2 separate regions of the Homo sapiens genome follow, and region 2 is linked to region 1. Evidence: read pairs that join two places in POLR2A ChIA-PET (ENCODE). Cell type or tissue: Panc1. All regions are shown on one strand. Links, peaks and the distances in the headings refer to the core of each region. The heading gives the core; the rest is flanking DNA.

Region 1 (10,487 bases), core at 1,250-9,249:
AGCATTCCAGGAAGAGGACAGGGCAAGGGCTCTGAGGAGAGAGTGGAGTGTCTGAGGACCAAGAGGTGGCCAGTGTGGCTGAAGCAGTGAGTGAGTGGGGAGGAAGAACTGAGGGAGACAGGTTCCCATGTAGGACAGGTAGACCTAGCTGGCCCCACGACTCAAGCATCATGCCCTCACCCAAGCCTTAGCAGGATCCCCTGGCTGCTGTGACAGGCAGGTGGTGGAGGTGTCAGGCCAGGGGTGGGGGACCTGCTAGGAGGCCGCCAGGTTTCCATGCCTCCTCCAAAAATATCACCCAGACTTGCTTCGCCACCTTCTTTGAGAGCTTCCCAGAGCTCAGGGAATGCTGTCAGCATTGCACTAGAGTTTTGGAGGATGCTGAGGGCCTCCTCTGATATCTTTTACTGTCAAGATGGAAGTGTCTGGGCTGAGGGTAATGGAGAATCTAGGCAGTCCGGGGTGCCACTGTTGGAGGGGGTGGGAGGCAGCTGGCACCCAGCCCTCAGGGCTCTGCTGGGCAGCCCTGCTCCCAGCCAGATCCTGATCTTTCTTGCTGGTAACTTAGGTGAGGAAGTGACAACCAGCTTCAGGGTGACACGGCTCTGAGGAATCGTGACTATGTTGGCTCTGTTCATTGATTCAGCAAACTAGGCCTTGGAGATGCGGCAGGGAACCTCATAAACAAGGTTCTCTCCTTGTGACACTTAGTGTTCTTGGAGTGACCACCATCCCCAGACTGAAAAATCTCCTAACACTGTGGAAGGATGAGTTGGCACCAACAAGCAGGCTTCTAATGGCAGTAGTGCTTAACCCCTCTGAATAAAATCAGATAATTGTGCTGGTGCTTAGAATGAAGGAGATGCTTTTCAGTCCTACTTTGTCAAACGACTTCTGGGGTATTGTGTCCATGTGGGCCAGCACTTTGACAGGGCCCTTGACCAACTGGAAGGTATCCAGGGAGCAGGCTGGGTGACAAGGGCTAGAAGCCATGACTTAGGTTGGGTGGCAAATCCATGGGAGTATAGTTGACTGCTTAAGAGGCAAGAGAGGGTATCAGCTGCATTCCAGTACCACAGAGGCATGGGACCTGTTCTAGATGGTTCTGGAGGCCCATGCTAGGCCCGTGGGGAGGGCTCGAAAATGCAGACCTGGGCCCTGCAAGAGGAACACCTTCCTGCCCTTTGGAACAGGTTGCTCTTTAAGCAAACATGGTGTCGAGATTTCTGCACTGGGGGAGGTTAGGTTCTGGACAACCTCCTAGGTCCCTTCTACCCTTTGATTCTGTGAGTCATTGTCATGAAGTCAGTGAGGGCAATGACACAGGCAGGGGCAGGGGCAGGGGGCAGGAGGAAAAGAGGACACCAGCATCGATCAACCAACACTTGAAAATTAAAAGAAGGCAGCCCTTCTCAGCATGACTTCAGCAGGATCCTCCAGCAGTGATGTCATTCCTTTGTCCAGGCTTTCCAGGGTGCTGGGGAGCAGGGAGGAGGCAAGAGGGTGCAGGGTGGGCACAGACTCACATCCTTCACTCAGGCTTAGATTCCTGTGGCTTCTGAACTGGATGCTGATGGCTTCCTTGCGTTCCTAGTAATATTCATGACCGTGGTACTCTACATGTCTGTGGTACCATACACGATTGGTAATATACGTGACTGTGGTAATATACAAGGGGACTTCAAAAAGGTGGTGGAAAATGGAATTAAAGGATGAAAATAAAAAATATAGGCCAGGCACAGTGGCTCACTCCTGTATTCCCAGCACTGTGGGAGGCCGAGGCGGGCAGATCACTTGACGTCAGGAGTTCGAGACCAGCCTGTCCAACGGGATGAGACCCCATCTCTACTAAAAATACAAAAATTATCTGGCATGGTGGTGCATGCCTGGGATCCCAGCTACTCGGGAGACTGAGGCAGGAGAATCACTTGAACCTGGGAGGTGGAGTTTGCAGTGAGTGGAGATCGCACCACTGCACTTCAGCCTGGGCAACAGAGCAAGACTGCGTCTTTCTCCCTCTCTCCATATATACACACACACACACATACACACACACACATATACACAAATATATATATTTTATTTCTCAACATAAACTTCATCAAGTTACAAGACACTTTTGTAAGCGATGATACCAGCCATCTAGTCCATCCCTAAATAACTGAGGGTCCTGAGAGTTCAGCCATGTCAATACAGTCTTTTTTTTTACATCATTAGCTGAAGAGAAATGGATGCCCTTTGTCTTAGTCCTTTCTCACATTGCTATAGAGAAATATTAGAGACTGAGTAATTTATAAAGGAAAGAAGTTTAATTGACTCACAGTTACACATGGCTGAGGAGGCCTCAGGAAACTTACCATCATGGCAGAAGGAGAAGGGGAAGCAAGGCACCTTCTTCACAAGGCAGCAGGAAGGAGAATGAACTTAGAAGGAACTACCGAACACTTATAAAACCATCAGATCACGTGAGAGCTCCCTCACTATCATGAGAACAGCATAGAGGAAACTACTCCCATGATCCAATTACGGCCACCTCATCTCTCCCTTGGCAGATGGGGATTATGGGGATTATAATTCAAGATGAGATTTGGGTGGGGACACAATGCTTAACTGTATCACCCTTTAAAGATTTTTTAAGATTAAGAAACAAAAGGAAGTTAGAAACAGCCAAATCAGGACTGTAAAGTGGATGCCTAATGATTTCCCATCAAAACCCTCACAAAATTGTCCTTGTTTGATGAGAGGAATGAATGCGAACCTTGTCTTAGTGGAGCAGGACCATCTGGTGAGGCTTTCCTGGGTGTTTTTCTGTTAAAGTTTTGGCTAACTTTCTCAAAACACTCTCATTATAAGCAGATATTATTGTTCTTGTCCCTCCAGAAACTTAACAAGCAAAATGCCTTGAACATCCCAAAAAAACTATTGCCATGACCTTTGCTCTTGGTCGGTCTGCTTTTGCTTTGACTGGGCCATGTCCACCTCTTGGTAGCCATTGCTTTGATTGTGCTTTGTCTTCAGGATTGTAGTGGTTAATGCTTCATCCTCTCTTACAGTTCTTTGAAGAAATGCTTCAAGATCTTGATCCCACTTGTTTAAAATTTTTGTTGAAAGCAGCTGGGCACGGTGGCTCACACCTGTAATCCCAGCACTTTGGGAGGCTGAGGCGGGCGGATCACCTGGTCGGGAGTTCAAGACCAGCCTGACCAACATGGAGAAACCCCATCTCTACTAAAAATACAAAAAAAAAAAATTAGCTTGGCATGGTGGCACATGCCTGTAATCTCAGCTACTCGGGAGGCTGAGGCAGGAGAATCGCTTGAACCCGGGAGGCGGAGGTTGCCGTGAGCCAAGATCACGTCATTGCACTCCAGCCTGGACAACAAGAGTGAAACTCGGTCTCAAAAAAATAAATAAATAAAATAAAATAAAATAAAATTTTCATTGAAAGCTTTGCTCTCATCTGCACCTGATCTGGATGCAGTGGTTTTGGTGCCCATCAAGTGGAAAGTTTGTTCAACTTTAATTTTTCAGTCAGAATTGTGTATGCTGAACCAATGGAGATGTCTATGGTATTGGCTTTTTTTTTTTTTTTTTTGCTGTTAATTGTCAGTCCTCTTCAGTTAGAGCACAAACAAGATGAATTTTTTCTTTCTAATTTGATGTGGATGGTCTGGCACTTCAGGCTTTATCTTCAACATCATCTCATCCCTTCTTAACAAGTTATCCATTTATTAACTACTGCTGATTTCTATTTTTTTTTTTTTTTTTTTGAGACAGAGTCTCACTCTGTCGCCAGGCTGGAGTGCAGTGACATGATCTCAGCTCACTGCAACCTCCGCCTCCTGGGTTCAAGCAATTCTCCTGCCTCAGCCTCCCAAGTAGCTGGGACTACAGGCGCACGTCACCATGCTGGCTAATTTTTGTATTTTTAGTAGAGACGGGATTTCACCATGTTGGCCAGGATGATCTCAGTCTCTTGACCTTGTGATCCGCCTGCCTCGGCCTCCCAAAGTGCTGGGATTACAGGTGTGAGGCACCGCACCTAGCCAACTGCTGATTTCTTTAGGGCATTGTCCCCATAAACTTTTCATAAAGTATCAGTGATTTCACCGTTCTTCCATCTAAGCAAGCTTCACTGTAAATTTGATGTTTGTTCTTGCTTCAGTTTTAGGAGAATTTATGTTGCTCTGATAGGAGTTCTTTTCAAACTGATGTCTTATCCTTCTTAGTGCCTCAAACTAGATCCCATTTAGTCATGTTATAACAAGTTAGTTATTTTGGGGCAAAAAAAATCTCAAATATATGCCTAGTTTTTTCGTAATACGCATTTTCCTTGAACTTTTTGAAGACCCTTTGTACATGATTGTGGTAAAAGCATGAATGTAGGAATATACATGGCACTATTACTATACATGGTACTGTTAATATACATGGGAATATACATGGCACTATTAATATACAGGGTGCTATTAATGACTATGGTACTGTACAGGACATGGTATTGTACATGACTATGGTAATATACAAGATAGATACTGTATATGACCTTGGTAATATACAAGATGGATACTCTACAAGACCATATTAATATGCAAGAATGATACTGTACATGACCATGGTAATATACAAGATTGATACTGTACATAACCGTGGTAATATACAAGACCTATACTGTACATGACCATGGTAATATACATGGCTGTGGCACTGTACATGACTGTGACAATGTGTGTGACGATGGTAACACACGTGACTTGGTACTCTACATGACTGCACAGTGCTTTTGCACATTCATTGTCTTCCTTGACCTTTTTTTTTTTTTTTTTTTGAGATGGAGTTTTGCCAGTCGCGCAGGCTGGAGTGCAGTGGCACGATCTCGGTTCATTGCAACCTCCACCTCCTCCCGGGTTCAAACGATTCTCCTGCCTCCGCCTCCCAGGTTCAAGTAATTCTCCTGCCTCAGCCTCCCAAGTAGCTGGGATTACAGGCATGCGCCACCCCAGCTAATTTTTGTATTTTTAATATAGATGGGGTTTCACCATGTTGGCCAGGATGGTCTCGATCTCTTGACCTTGTGATCCACCCGCCTCAGCCTCCCAAAGTGCGGGGATTACAGGCGTGAGCCACCGCACCCGGCCAGCAGCACGCATTTCTGAGATCCAGGTGAAGTGGCCGTCCTGGGACACGTCGCTGAGGGCAGATTCTGAACCCAGGTTTCCCAGCTTCAACACTCCATCTTTTCCCACTGCAACAAATAATCTCAGCCTGGCCTGGCCTGCCTCATTCAGGGTCATGGAGAGGTCAAGAGACAAGCTGTTAAGTAATGGGGCTTAGTACACAGAGGGTTCTGGAGAGAGCGGTGATAAGCAGTGAATGAGTCAACAGGATGCGGGCAGGGATGTAGTGAAATCCGCTTTTACACAAACATCATTTAGAGCACTGAGTAGCAGTATTTGCATACAATGAATGGGAGACTTGCCAAAGGAATAAAATAGTCCTCAGTTATCAGGGTTTCTTTTAAAGAGTAAACTGACAAGCAGGGTAATAGCACAGTTGAATTTCTTTCATTTGACAACCAGTGTGACATCTTAACATGCAGAGACCCAGCTGCAGAGGAGAGAGTGAGTGACAGCTCCCTCCAGTTAAGCCCGAGGTCACTGAGCTCTGCGTGGCCTGAGAGCTTTGATCACTGTAAATTAAGGGAAATCTTAGAAGACTTCTCGAAGGAGGTGGCAACTGAGGGGGTTGCAGGAACTCTCCATTTTTCTGCTGGTTGTAGAGCCCTTCAAGGGTCTGAAGAAAATATGAACTCTATCCCAGGAAGAAGGTGCAACTGAAAGTTTTGTACTTTTAAGGGGTCATGTACCCCTGTCGCCTATCCCAGACTCTGGGTTAAGAAGGCTTGGACTAGATACAATCAAAACCCATCCAAGTCCTACAGGCTCAGATGCAGGCTCAGGGCGAGAGCTCGTGTGAGAGGCAGGGAACGCCCTGGTATCCTGTGACACTGAAGCCAGGGCAAGCTCAGGGTGGAGAGTACAGATGTGTGGCTTGGTGCTTAAGGCCACCAATGGTCAGCCTGGTGAAGGCCACTGGGCCCCAGCCTTTCTTACCTCATTGGCCATCCCTACTTCAAGGAATGTGGCCTTAAATCCTCTTTTCAGCAGCCTTTCGGGGATTTTGATGAGTGAAGCGTATGATGATCTTGTCCACACTGAAACAGCCTCCTAGGGAACACGGTCTCCTGTCTGCGTCCCACCTCCCCCAACCACTTCTACCAGCCTCCAAGCCCCGCGGTCCCCATGCGGACCTCAGCGCCAGCTGAGGTTCAAGGTCCAGGTTTTCAAACTGGGTTCCGGAGCACCCTAGAGGCCCCAAGAAGGTAGGGCCACGTGGGAGATGGAGCAGGGAGGGTTCTGAGGGACCCCTCCTTCCTGCGGACCAGATCAGTGTTGTCACTTCTGTTTTGTGGCTTACAATTCCATGTTAAGATTTTGGTGTGCATTTTGAAAGAAAGTCATTGTTTTAAAGAAAGGAAAAAAATAAGGCTTGAAAATGATGCTTCAAGGAAATGACTCAGCCCGCTCCCTCTCCTCGATGGACCCTTCTTGGATTTGCTGGATGTCCCCTCTTTAATGACACCTCCACCTTTGGCTCTTTACTCCAAGGTGCTGTGGCTTCTGGACCAAATGCCCTCTAGTTCGCTTGGGCTTTTGCCCCTCAGGAGAGGGACCCACACTCCCACCCCAGATGTGTGGAACCCCTCCTGCCCTCAGCCTCGGCACCTCCTCTACCTCTGGGGTGCCCACAAGCTAGAAGCTCTGAATGCCCAAGCGGGGCTGAGACAGCCTCTCCAAGGGGGACTCAGCCCAAATCCATCTGCCAGAAAGGACACAGGAGGCTTCTCCCTGGCCCTCCCTGCCTCCAAAGCACCCATCCCTGGGAGAGTGTGCCTTGACAACCCCAGCCCCAAAGCCCAGACCTGGCCCAAAGGCAGTGTCACAGCAGCCAAAATCTTTTGGGCGGTAGAGGCCGGCTCCGGCCAGAGCACTCATGCAATTTGTGGTGCCGGCCAGGGCTGCTGGAAACCAGTGCCTAATGCTGTAGATTATGAGGGGCCTCCCAGTGACCTGCTGTGTGACCTTGGGCGAGCAACCCTCTCTGGGCTTTGGTTCCCTCATCTGAAAAATGAAGGTGTGGAAATGTAGTGAAAAAGCTCCTATCACCTCCTGGGTAATGGCAAGAGCGTTTCCAAGAGACAACCACTCCTTCCAGGTGGGGCAATGGCCCTGGGGGTGGGGGGCGGTGGATACCCCCTGCTCCAGCCCTTCTCCTTCTGCATATTAGAGCAGATGCTCAGCAGGACATCAGAGAAAAAAGGCAAAAAACCCACTGGCCTGACTCAACCTTGGTTCTGGGACTCCCCCGGGAAGCAGAGAGTTGTGCCCCTGCCACAGAAGCCCTCAGGGGGAATTGGAGACTTTGACCCTTTCTAGAAGTCTGTGGGAGGGAACCACTCCCTACAGGGAGTCTGGCCATCTCCCTTCCACCCGAGGCCTCACCTCTGTTGAGATGACCCGTGGCACAGCCCCTGTCTTCCCAGGCAGGGGCTGGTCCAACATAGGCCTTTCTGCAACCCAGGGGCTGAGGCTGGTCAGGGGTACAGCCTCCTCTCTGGTCCTGGCTGCCCAACCCCCACAACCATCCAACTTCCCCTGCACAAGGCATTAGTCATTTTGATCTCTGCGTCCAAGTAGCTCAATTGGTCAGGACCGGGCTGCGGTGAGGCCAAAGTCAGGGGTTACCATAGCAACTCACCACGCTTTGTGGCTGCTTGTTGATATCCACAGGGGCAGGGGGCATGCCCTCTCACTCACCAAGTATCTGGCAACTGGCACAGTATCTGGCCCACAGTAGATACTTAATAAATGGTTGTTGCCTAAATGAATGCATGACCGACCCATTGTAGCTAGTTAGAGCCAGTGATTACTGAGCACCTACTGTGTGCCAGGGACTGTTCTAAGCCCTGACACGTCACAAGGTCATTTACTACTCGAAGTAACCTTCCAGCGTGGGTACCGTTATCATCTTCTTCTTACCAACAGGACTCTGAGAGTCAGTAACTTAGAATCACACAGCTAGTAAATGACCCAGCAGGATTGGAACCCAGGGTGTCTGCTTGTAACCAATGAGTCTTGCCTTTTGGTTGATAGTTTCACGGAAGAGATGGCATTGATGGCCCCTAGTGGAGTCCGTAGCCAGGCAGTCTATATGGGTCAAACAACATCACCTCCAGCTTTCCCGATGGGGGCTCTGGAGGTGTTCCTCAGATTGGTTTATTGACTCATGGGACCAGAAGTCCCTGGGTAGGGCTGACTTTGGGCATGTCTCCAGGGGCTCAGTGCTGTCAGGACTCAGGAGAGTTTCTCTCTCCCCTCACTTTGAGGCAGACCTCTCTGCCACGGGGCTGCTCACACCTGCCCCCTGCTGCTCGTAACGTAACCTTTCCAGCTCCCATTCAAGTAGACAGACAGGTGTTCTTTGCCCAGAAGTCCTGGAAGGGTCCAGGAATTGGGTCTCTCTGGCAGTGACTGGGTGAGCCTGAACCAAGGAAATGGTGCTCTATTTGGCCAGCTGTGGGTCATGGCCAGACTCTGAGCCAGGGGTATACCAGCCCCAGCCAAGCCATAGGGTTTGGGAGTCGGGAGGTCGGCTTCTGCAGGGCAGATGGGGGGATACAATGAGCAGGAGCAAGGGGTCCAGTACACCTTCTTGTGGAAGGACAACACTCATCTTCCAGTCATGCCACGTGGAAACAGCCAGGAGAGCCAGGCCTGCCTGTATCAGGCAGCCCTCCAGAGCTAATCCTGCAGACCTTATCAGGTCATTTACTGATGCCTTACCACCGCGCCCCCCAACCCCCCACCCATCTCCCCAAGAAAAAAAAGATAGAATGGACTTTTCAGGGTTGAACTAAAATCTCTGCCTTCAAGGAGATTGTAGTTCAAAGAGGCAAAATGCTCAGCCACCAAAGTCCAGCAGGTTGTCAACAGACTGACTTTGGAAACTTTTCTAGACGATAGATAGAGAGATAGACTGTGATATGAGAGGAAAGGAAGCCCTTTGCTAGGTCATGGTTGCTAGTGATACTTCACAGGTGCGAGAGGCCAGCTCTCCCTCCCCTCCAGCTGCGGGCAGGGGAGCAGAACAGAGATGATATTGGGTCCTTCCAAGGTGGTTGGTGAGGGGGGTCTTCCTTTTAGTGCTCCCACAGCCCAGCAAGCAGTGGCCCCTCTCACAGGCCTGGTAGCAGGTCACCATGGGGAGCTGGGGCCAGTGTGACTGTAAAGGGCAGCGTGACCTTCATGCAGGCAGGCAGTCCTGCCAGACACACCCACATGGCGTCTGTCCACCCTTGGCTGCACGGCCCGTGTTCTTACATCTCAGATGCCAAAGAATTAAGAGTCTGACCTGGCCTCTCCGGGCCACTTCCCTATGAGCACACAGCAGAGGAGACGGGGTCCTTAAGGGATGGCAAGACACAAGGTCAGTGTGGACTGGGCACATGGTGCCCTCCGAGGGCTCACACCTCCTCAGCCAGCAGATCCATGCCTTGGCTTTGGGGATATCTCCTGAGCCTTCAAGTCAGTGGAAATGTTTGTGTGATTGTGTGTGTGTGTGTGTACGTGTACACACACACACACACAGATGTGCGGTTCTTTCTTTCACAAGGAGCCAGTAAAGCATAGAGATTCAGATTTTGAGTTCAGGAGTCAACCACACCAAAGTTCATATGCTGGCTCTTCTATTCACTTGCCGTGTGACCTTGAGCAAGTTACTGGACCTCTCTGAGCCTACATGCCTTGGTAGGGTGGACCATGGCTGAAGGCAGCTGCAAGCACAGACGGGGGCTTCCAACCAGTCTTTGTTGTTAATAAAGTGCTACCCACGTGTTAAACAATTTACATGACAATCTGATTTACTCCTCAGAGCAACCCTATGACACAGTCACTGTTCCCAGTTTAAAGATGGAAATACTAGGGCTCAGAGACGTTAAATACTTGCCCAAGGTCACACAGCCCAGGTAGCCATGGGATTCGAATCCAGGCAGTCTGGCTTCTAGGAAAGGAAACCTGGCTGTGCCTAGGACTGGGGTCTAAGCTGAGGCGTTAAGGATGAGATGGAAGCAGCAGAAGGAAAATATCCCAGGCAGAGGGAAAGAGCAGAGCTAGAAAATAGGAGATGAGAGAGTTTGTTTCCTTTGGGAAAAAGACCCTGGCCTGGCCAGAACAAAAGTGTGAGCAGGGAGTGGAGAGAGATGGCCAGGGCCATACCTCATAGAGCCTGGTGGTTGTGGGGTGAAGTCTGGACATGATTGGGAGAGCACTAGGGAGCCACTGAAGGCTTTCTACAGGATGCACGACCAGCCCACATTACTGGAAGGTGACGGAAGCCTGATTTTCCACAGAATTCTCTGATGTTGGAGG
Region 2 (10,487 bases), core at 807-8,806, 100 kb before region 1:
TTTGGCCTCCCAAAGTGCTGGGTGTCACGCGTGTCTGTGTAAAGAGACCACCAAACAGACTTTGTGTGAGCAACAAGGCTGTTTATTTCACCTGGGTGCAGGCAGTCTGAGTCCGAAAAGAGAGTCAGCGAAGAGAGATGGGGTGGAGTTGTTTTATAGGATTTGGGTGAGTAGTGGAAAATTACAGTCAAAGGGGGTTTTTCTCTTACGGGCAGGGGCGGGGGTCACAAGGTGCTCAGTGGGGGAGGTTCTGAGCCAGGAGAAGGTTTCACAAGGTTAATGGCTCAGTTAAGGTGGGGCAGGAACAAATCACAATGGTGGAATGTCATCAGTTAAGGCAGGAAGCAGCCATTTTCACTTCTTTTGTGATTCTTCACTTGCTTCAGGCCATCTGGATGTATACATGCAGGTTTGGGCTCAGAGGCCTGACATTCCTGTCTTCTTATATTAATAAGAAAAATAAAACAAAATAGTGTTGAAGTGTTGGGGCAGTGAAAAATTTTCGGGGTACTATGGAGAGATAATGGGTGATGTTTCTCAGGGCTGCTTCGAGGGGGATTAGGGGCAGCATGGGAACTTAGAGTGGGAGAGATTAAGCTGACAGAAGATTTTGTGGTAAAGGGCAATATTGTGGGGTTGTTAAAGGGAGCATTTGTCATATAGAATGATTGGTGATGGCCTGGATATGGTCAGGAAAGGTAAAACGGACTAATGGTCTTTTCCCAAAAACTCACCAACCAAGCAAGTAATTATGCTCAACCCTCTTGGGCACTCTCTAATTGGATGTCCTGGGTCCTCCCAATTCTTAGTCCTTTAATACTTATTTTTCTCCTTCTTTTATTTGGACCTTGTATCTTCTGTTAAGCTTCTCAATTTATACGTCCAGGATTACATTTCCCTCCAGGAGCGGTCTCTGCTTCTGTCTCAGGAGGAGGCGCACCCTGCCCCCTTGTGAGGGCCTCAGGGGTGAAAAATCAGGACCCACCCCATGTGAGAAATAACCCGAGCTCTCAGCAATGTGGAAAGAAACTGGCCAGCAACCTGGGGTAAAGGATCCTCCATAATGGCCACTAAAGTCTGCACATGGACCGAGGAAAAGACACTGCAGGAGCTGGTAAAGTATTTCCTTGTTGGTTGGGACCAAGGTAAGAATGTCGCGGGGGGGCGGTGAAGTACTCCTTTGTTGGGGTGGCTTAGAGGTTAAAAAGAGATGAGACATCTCCATTAGGGGGGATTGAACTTCACAAAAACCTCCAGTAGTAGAAAAGGCAAGAAATTTCCAATAAGGGAAATTGAGCCTCACCCCAAAAGACAAGAAATTTCCAGTAAGGGAAGTTGAACCTTACCCCAAAACCATCAATATGGGAAATACCCCAAGCAAGATAGGGAGCAAGAAGGATAAAGATAGTAGCAAAGATATCCCCCCAGAGAGCCCCCTAGGTCTCATGCTAAAATACTGGAAGGATAATGAAAGGACTAAACATAAGAAAAAGCAAAAAAACGATAAAATATTGATGTTTTATTTGGACTCAGGGACCCATCCTCAAACCCTCAATCTTCTGGCCAAAGTTTGGGTCAAATGAGGATGTAATGTGTCAGCTTCTAATCCAATATGTTAATTATAAAATTCAGTGTCTCAAGAAGAACTAGGCTATGCTCTTTGCTGGAGGGAAGGGCCTGCCCTCCTTTTTCCCTTAAAAACCCAATCTGGCACTCAAAATGAAAAGTCAGAGGAGCCAGCTCTCATGCCTAAAAATTCCAGTGCATGGAATCCCCTAGACTATTTCCCCTGCTCAGTATCCCCAATCCTTCCCCTCAGGCAGCTACTGCTGCCTCATATCCCATTCCAAATCCTTCCTCTACTCACGTTACCCCTCCTCCTTACTGACTCTTGGGAATTACCATCCCACCAGCCTGTTCCCTCCCAACCTAAATACTTTTACCCCTCTCTAAAAGGAATCCAGCATGAGGTAGAACAATGTAAAAAAAGATATTCAGAATTTCCCAATTCCCTCCATACCTAAGGGGTCAGTCCCAATTCTCTTCCATTTGAAAGAGGTACCACAAGGAGTAGGGGGCCATTGGCTTTGAAAATGTTCCCTTAACCAGTTCAGAAGTCCAGAATTTTAAAAAGGAGCTTAAACCACTACTAGATGACCCTTACAGAGTGACAGACCAAATTGACCAATTCTTAGGACCTCAGTTATACACTTGGGCCAAGTTAATGTTCATCTTGGGCACCCTCTTTTCAGGGGAAGAAAGGAGTATGATTCGTAGGACTGCTATGGTAGTTTGGGAATGTGAGCACCCTCCTGGTGAAAACATTCCTACTGCAGGCCAGAAATTCCCCACCCGAGACCCCCAGTGGGACAATAACAACGCAGATCACCAGGAAAATATGCAGGACCTAAGGGAGATAATAATAAAAGGAATTCAGGAATCAGTACCCCAAAGCCAAAATCTTTCTAAAACACTTGATATACAACAGGAAAAGGATGAAGGGCCTCTGAGATTCCTGGACAGATTAAGAGAGCAAATGAGGCAATATGCATGCCTCAATTTGGATGATCCCCTTAGGCAAGGAATGTTGAAACTCAAATTTGTCACTAAAAGTTGGCCAGACATTTCAAAAAAAGCTAAAAAAATAGACAATTGGGAAGACTGTCCCCTAAGTGAGCTTAGGGAAGCTCAGAAATTATATGTGAGAAGGGACAAAGAAAAACAGAAACAAAAGACAAAACTTATGTTATCCACCTTCCAACAGATGGCTCCAAATCCAGGTACTTCTAGACAGAGTTTCCAGGGAGCCAAAAACTATAAAGGGTCCAAACCCTCCTTTAAAAGACCCCAGTCTCCATCTGGAGGACCAAAGCCCTCATCTGCCAGGCCCCCTAAAGAGTTTGTGGGAGCAGGGTTAAAGAATCCCAGAACTAAGAGGGAGGAAGGGAAAGATAGGTGCTATAGATGTGGAAGAACAGGCCTTCAAGAGAGGATGTCCTGAATTAAGAAAGGAAAAAGAAGCCCTTCCACTCATGACTTTTGAGGAAGAATAGGGGAGTTAGGGGCTCTGTCTCTTTTTTCTTGAGTCCCACCAGGAGCCCTTGATAAATTTAGAGGTGGGACCCAAACATGAGCTTATCACCTTTTTAGTCGATTCAGGGGCCACTCGCTCCTCTGTTTGTTTCCCCCCATCTAATGTCTCCTCCTCAGAGGAACTTTAAGTCTCTGGGGTAAACGGGGAAGGATTTAGAGCAAAAATTTTAGAAGTTAGATACCAGGATCACTCAGCTCATATTCAGTTCTTATTAATCCCTGAAGCAGGAACTAAATTATTGGGAAGGGATTTAATGTTAAAGTTGAGCATAGGTCTACAAGTCAGTCCAAGAGGATTCCTCACCTCATTAAACCTACTCACCACTGCAAATGAAAAATATATTAATCCTAATGTGTGGTCCAAAGACGGGAACCAAGGGAAACTCTGAGTCCCTCCAATCCACATCAAGTTAAACCCCCGGAGAAGTAGTAAGAAGGAAGCAATACACTATTCCCTTGGAAGGTAGGATAGGGTTGAAGCCTATAATTCAAGGTCTTATTAAAGATGGGCTTCTTGAGCCCTGTATGTCCCCTTATAACACCCCAATACTGCCAGTCAAGAAATCAGACAGGTCATACCAACTAGTAAAGGACCTTAGAGCTATTAACAAAATAGTCCAGACTACCTACCCTGTTGTCCCCAATCCTTACACTATTCTCAGCAAGATTCCATATAATCATCAATGGTTTACTGTAATAGATTTGAAGGATGCTTTTTAGGCATGTCCCCTGGCTGAAGACAACCAAGTTATATTTGCTTTTGAGTGGGAGGATCCCCACTCAGGGTGGAAACAACAATATTGATGGACAGTCTTACCCAGAGGGTTCACAGACTCCCCTAATCTTTTCAGCCAAATTTTAGAACAAGTATTAGAAAAAATTTTCATCCCAGAACAAATATGCCTTCTCCAGTACGTGGACGATCTTCTTATATCTGGTGAAAATATAAGACTGACTTCTCTACACATATTCTTAACCATCTGCAGTTTGAGGGGCTATGAGTCTCAAAAAGAAAGCTTCAGTATGTAGAGCCTGAAGTTAAATATTTAGGCCACTTAATAAGTGCAGGCAAGCAAAGAATAGGGCCTGAATGAATCAAGGGAATCGTGTCCTTACCCTTGCCTCAAACTAAACAAGAACTCAGGAAATTTTTAGGATTAGTCAGATACTGCCACTTATGGACTGACTCATATGCACTGCACAGTAAATTGTTATATCAAAAACTTGCCCAGGAGAAGGCTAACCGTCTCCTGTGGAATTCTGAGGAAGTTGATCAAGTTGAGGAGCTGAAAGAAAAGCTCATAACTGCCCGTTTTAGCCTTACCCTCCCTAGAAAATCCATTCCACCTTTTTGTTAATGTGGACAGTGGGGTAGCTTTAGGAGTGCTGTCTCAAGAACATGGAGGCCGCCGGCAGCCCATGGCCTTCCTATCAAAGGTCTTAGACCCAGTCACTTGTGGATGGCCTCAATGCATCCAGTCCATCACGGCTACAGCAATATTAGTTGAGGAATGTAGAAAGTTAACCTTTGGAGGAAAACTGACAGTAAACATGCCTCACCAACTTAGAACTATCTTAAACAAGAGAGCAGGGAGATGGCTTACTGACTCAAGAATCTTAAAGTATGAGGCCATTCTGTTAGAAAAGAATGATTTCACATTAACCACTGATAATTGACTCATCCCAGCAGGTTTCCTAACAGAGAATCCAAATTTAAGGAGGGAACACACATGTCTAGATTTAATTGATTACCACACAAAGGTTCAACCAGACTTAGGAGAAACTCCCTTCCAGACTGGACAGCACTTATTGATAAATAGTTCCTCCTGAGTGATTGAGAGAAAAAGACACAATGGGTATTCAGTGATTGATGGAGAAATTCTTGCAGAAATAGTCAGGAAAATTGCCCAACTGTTGGTCTGCTCAAACGTGTGAGCTGTTTGCACTCAGCCAAGCCTTAGAGTACTTGCATAACCAGGAAGGAACCATCTATACAGATTCCAGGTATGCCTTTGGAGTGGCCCATATGTTTGGGAAAATTTGGACTGAATGAGGTCTCATTAATAGTAAAGGTCAAGACCTTGTTCACAAGGAGCTAATAGCCAAGTATTCAACAATCTTCAGTTGCTGGAAGAAATAGCTATTGTCCACGTTCCCAGACATCAGAAAAGACTTTCTTTTGAAAGTCAAGGAAATAACCTAGCAGATGAGGTAGCCAAACATGCTACTGTGTCTTCTGAAACACGTATTTTTCATTTAACTCCCTACCTCCCTCCTCCTACCGTAATCCCCATTTTCTCTTCCACTGAAAAAGAAAAACTAATAAAAATAGGCACTAAAGAGAATTCAGTAGGAAAATGGGTATTGCCAGACCAGAGAGAAACGCTGTCTAAATCCCTTATGAGGGAAATCTTATCCCAACTACATCAAGGGACCCATTGGGGGCCCCAGGCCTTGTGTGATGAAGTTATCAGAGTTTATGGTTATATAGGAATTTACACCCTGGCCAAACAGGTTACAGATAGTTGCTTAGTATGTAAGAAAACTAATAAACAAACTATAAAAAGATTACCTCTCAGGGGAAGGAATCCAGGCCTAAGGCCATTCCAAAGTATCCAAGTTGATTACACAGAAATGCCTCCAATAGGTTATCTAAAATATTTACTAGCAATAATAGACCACCTCACTCATTGAGTCGAAGCTATCCCCTTTTCAAATGTGACAGCCAATAATGTAGTTAAGGCCCTAATTGAAAATATAGTATCCAGGTTTGCACTAATATAAAATATTGACTCAGACACTGGAACTCATTTCACCACACACATTATTAAAAGGCTATCCCAAACATTAGACATTAGATGGGAATACCATACTCCCTGGCACCCACCCTCATCAGGGAGAGTATAAAGAATGAATCAGACTTTTTTTTTTTTTTGAGATGGAGTGTTGCTCTGTAGCCCAGGCTGGAGTGTAGTGGCACATTCTCAGGTCACTCCAAGCTCTGCCTCCTGGGTTCTTGCCATTCTCCTGCCTCAGCCTCCCAAGTAGCTGGGACTACAGGCGCCCACCACCATGCCTCGCTAATTTTTTGTATTTTTAGTAGAGACAGGTTTCACCATGTTAGCCAGGGTGATCTCGATCTCTTGACCTCGTGATCCACCCACCTCAGCCTCCCAAAGTGCTGGGATTGCAGGCATAAGCCACAGCACCAGGCCAAGAATGAATCAGACTTTAAAGGACCACTTAACCAAATTAGTCTTAGAGACTCAATTGCCATGGACCAAGTGTCTTCCTATCACCCTGCTGAGAATTCGAACTGCACCACTGAAAGATATTGGTCTTTCTCCTTATGAGATGCTCTACGGATTGCCTTATTTGAACTCTACTGCTGATATTCCTACCTTTGAAACAAAAGATCAATTTCTCAAAAATTATATACTTGGTCTATCTTCTACTTTCTCTTCTCTTAAAACTAAAGGTCTATTGGCACAGGCGCCACCCTTGGAGTTCCCAGTGCATCAACATCAGCCTGGGGATCACATCCTCATCAAAAGCTGGAAAGAGGAGAAGCTCGAGCCAGCCTGGGAAGGTCCCTACTTAGTGCTCCTAACTACTGAAACCATAGTCCACACGGCAGAGAGAGGATGGACTTATCACACCCAAGTCAAGAAAGTGCCACCCCCTCCAGACTGGTGGGCCATAGTCCCAGGGGAAAACCCTACCAAACTAAAGCTAAGAAGAATTTAACTCTCTTTCATCTATTCTATTACTCTTTCTTCTTCCTTCTCTCTATTGCTGACCATCTAGTTATTAACATAACCAAGTCAACTTTGCCTCAAACTACTGCATTCAATGCTTGCCTTGTTATACCCTGTGGGGACTTGCCAAGTCAAAGACAGCTCTCTACTTCAGAAAAGTACCTCTGTCCCTCCTGGCTCTCCTCAGACTGGGTATTAGTGAATTGGGACCATTTAATCCGGGGAGAATTTGATAAAGACCCCAGTGTCAACCAGGAATCTTGCCCCCAATGTGGAGCTTTTATGCTGTAGTTGGTCCAACGTTCTGTGGACCACTAAAGAGCAAGGATGGACTGCCCCTATGGGTTTTTGTAATTTCCTAAAACCATACATTCATTTTACTAAAGGGACGCCCCCCCTAACTGTCAGCTAAACCAGTGCAATCCCATAGAGGTTATGTCAAACCCTCAAAGCTTTTCCCCTTTTCTAAGCCTGTTCCCTTCTTTAAGCTGGTTTTATGGTATAGGGGCAGAGGTTTCAGGGACAGAGCATACTGGATTCTTTGAAATGCATTTTTTTGATCCCCCACTGCCTGCACCTTCCTCTAAACCTTCTTCCAAAACCTCTCACAATGGAACAAGTGCTCCTCCTCCATCTCACAACAAAACCAAGGTAGCTATCATAGAAATTAAAGACTTAAAACAAACTTTGGCAATTGAGACAGGACCAAGATGCAAATGCCTGGTTGGAAGGGATCAAATATTCCATCTGCACGTTAAACAAAAGCAACTGTTATCCTTGTGTGCATGGCAGGCCAGAGGGCCAGATTGTCCCCTGTCCACTAGGATGGTCCTCCAGTCGACTGGGCTTGGGCTGAATGGTAGCTCTTTTCCAGGATACTACAGCCTGGGGTAACAAGTTGTGCCAAGCTCTCTCTCTCTCTGCTATATCCTGAAGTTCAACACCCTGTGGGTCAGCCCCCAAGGGCAATCTAGCTTCCATCTCCCAACACTAAATTCACTTCGTGTATCTCATGACAGGGAGGAAATTTAGCGTTCCTTGGAGACCTGAAGGGTTGCAGTGAGCTTAAGAATTTTCAAGAGCTTACCAATCAGTCAGCCCTTGTTCATCCCCAAGTGGATGTGTGGTGGTATTGTGGTGGACCTTTACTGGACACTGTGCTGAGTAACTGGAGTGGCACTTGTGCTTTAGTCCAATTGGCTATCTATTGCAGGATCTGGCCAGCAGCCCGCAATGCAATGGGGCTCTTTCTTTGTTCCCAGGCAGGTCAGCAGTTCAAGAAATAATAGACACACAACATAGCGAAAGCTGGGTCCAAGGGGTCACCACCTTCTGGTCCTGCGGTGCCAACAATGCACTGGATATACCAGCATTTATTATCAAGTTTAGTGAGGGTGGGGGTAGGTTAGTGAGGGACTTAGGGTCATTTGATTATGAGGTGAGATAGTCACATGGGGATGAAGTAATTCTTCAACATAATATCTGTATGCAGAAGTACAGTATACAAGGTAAGAATTTACAATATAGTGTGTGCATCAGTAATTTCTAACATAGCCTTAAAACAGAAACAGTCTTTCCATAACCTATGATTAGCAAGATATTAATCAGCAGTAACAGTAGCAGCAAAAGCTGGTTACAAACAATTCATAGAAACAGGACGTGAAGCTAGACAACTGGTTAGACCAGAAATTCTCAGAAAGGAGTATGCCATAACCCTAAAGAGGCCTAGAAGAGCCATGGCAAGATGAGGGCATTTATAGCCCTATCTTATCCATATGGACAGGCACCCCTCATGCATCCATTTATAGGCTCTCCACAAGGGTCACATTCCATTCCCAGAGCTATGAACATCTGCTTTTCTGGGATAGGAATCTTGGTGATGTGAAACCTCCCTGACTGCACGTCCATTCATAGGCTCTCTTCAGGGGGAAGCACATCACGTGCTGTTGGCTCATTCTGGCAGTCCAACCTGGCATTGTCTTTACACAATCCTGAATGCAATTTTGTATTTACAATAATCAGGAGCATTTCATCTTTTATTCCATAGCAATAGTTTCAGGGGGTCTCCCTACAGCTATCCTTTCACCCTGGCATTTCACCAGCCAGAGGAAGGAAAAATAAGACACTGTAAAGCAAGAGAAACCACTTATGAGTATTTTGACTCTCACATCTATTTAGATGCAATTGGAGTCCCACGGGGAATACCAGATCAATTTAAAGCCCAAAATCAAATAGCTGCAGGATTTGAGTCAATATTTCGATGGGTGGCAATTAATAACAATGTAGATTGGATAAACTACACCTACTACAACTAACAGCGATTTATTAGCTACACTAGAGATGCTGTTAAAGGAATAGCTGAGCAATTAGGGGCCACTAGCCAGATGGCTTTGGAAAATAGGATAGCCCTAGACGTGATATTAGCAGAAAGCGGAGGAGTTTGCATCATGATTAAAACTCAATGTTGTACCTTCATCCCAAACAACACGGCCCCTGATGGAAGTATAACAAAGGCATTCCAAGGTCTGACTGCTCTGTCCAATGAGTTAGCCAACAACTCAGGGGTAAAAGACCCCTTTACATGATGGCTAGAAAAGTGGCTCAGTAAATGGAAAGGAATAACAGCCTCAATTCTTACTTACCTCACAGCCATAATGGTTGTATTAATTCTTGTCGAGTGGTGTGTCATACCATGCATCTGTGGATTGGTGCAGAGGCTCATAGATATGGCACTTACTAAAACCTCCCTTAACTATTCTCCACCTTATCCAGAGAAGCTTCTTCTTTTGGAAAATCAAGCAGAACAACTAAGCCAAGACATGTTAAAAAAGTTTGAAGAGAAAGAACTGTAAGGAAAATGCAAAAAGAAGGAATTATTAGATATGAGTTCTAAATTTCTCTTCAATGAATCAATATGTCAGTATGTTCAATTTTTTACCTTCTATTTTTAAACTTAACTTCCTCGTAAAGCAATCTTTTTAGATCACCTGCTCCACCCTGACTCATTCCGATTACCTGCTCTGCCCTGACTGATTCCAATTACCTCATTCATTCTGATTACCTGCTCCACCCTGACTCATTCATTTTTCCCGCCAAACCACTCACCCCATCACTCTCTTTAAATTAGCCAGTCAGAATTAGTTTAGCCTGCGTGGTCTAACCCTAGCCAATAAGGGGATGACACAGCAGCAGGGGCCACGTGCACCAGGGATAAGTACCCCTTCCCATCCCTTGTCCAAGTGTGTGCTCACCATTGCTCCATCTGTAAGGGTGCACCCTTCTATAGAAGTAAATTGCCTTGCTGAGAAGAAAAATTTTTATTCAAGTGCCATTTCTTTTGCAGTGCCAAAACTTTACATATAACATCTGCACCATTCTTGGAGGTGAGCTGTCCAGGAGAGGACCCAGCCAGAATCATCTGTGTGAGCTGTGGCAGGATCGAGCTCTGCAAGTTTGTTGTGTGAAGCTACTGAGGTGCAGAACTGTGGGTTAGGCAGAGGGCCTCTCCTGATTAATATTACTACAATGAAAGCAGGAAGGCTTTGAGGGACTTCTGCAACACACGAGTCTAAATTTAGTTTAATTCTGCATAATGATGGCTTATTCCTTTTTGCTTTTATCTTCTGAGTGCATGGC

Evidence for each region. ChIA-PET counts read pairs that join two places held together with the same protein. Peaks named below come from ENCODE experiments on the same cell type or tissue, not always from the same donor. Only the 100,000 strongest peaks of a DNase experiment are listed, where the experiment ranks them.
Region 2: POLR2A ChIA-PET joins it to region 1 with 10 read pairs; 5 of 35 experiments call an interaction of 5 or more read pairs at or near these places.

The regions. Positions count from the first base shown.
Region 1 is chr1:12,599,420-12,609,906 of GRCh38, reverse strand. The region is part of intron 1 of DHRS3 (dehydrogenase/reductase 3); the gene reads left to right. Among named protein-coding and RNA genes, the nearest start is that of DHRS3, 14 kb to the left of the region's middle. RefSeq lists silencers at 5,209-5,503, 6,684-6,869 and an enhancer at 5,209-5,503. In Panc1, for the core only: a CTCF peak has its summit at 8,481 (motif pointing left); a DNase peak (open chromatin) is centred at 5,396; H3K27ac peaks cover 6,979 bases.
Region 2 is chr1:12,703,673-12,714,159 of GRCh38, reverse strand. LOC124903846 (a long non-coding RNA gene) reads left to right here and starts at 6,311. Exons shown (of 2, transcript XR_007065472.1): 1 at 6,311-6,785; 2 at 10,195-10,487. RefSeq lists an enhancer at 9,486-10,487. In Panc1, for the core only: no CTCF peak of the experiment used is centred there; no DNase peak of the experiment used is centred there; H3K27me3 peaks cover 193 bases.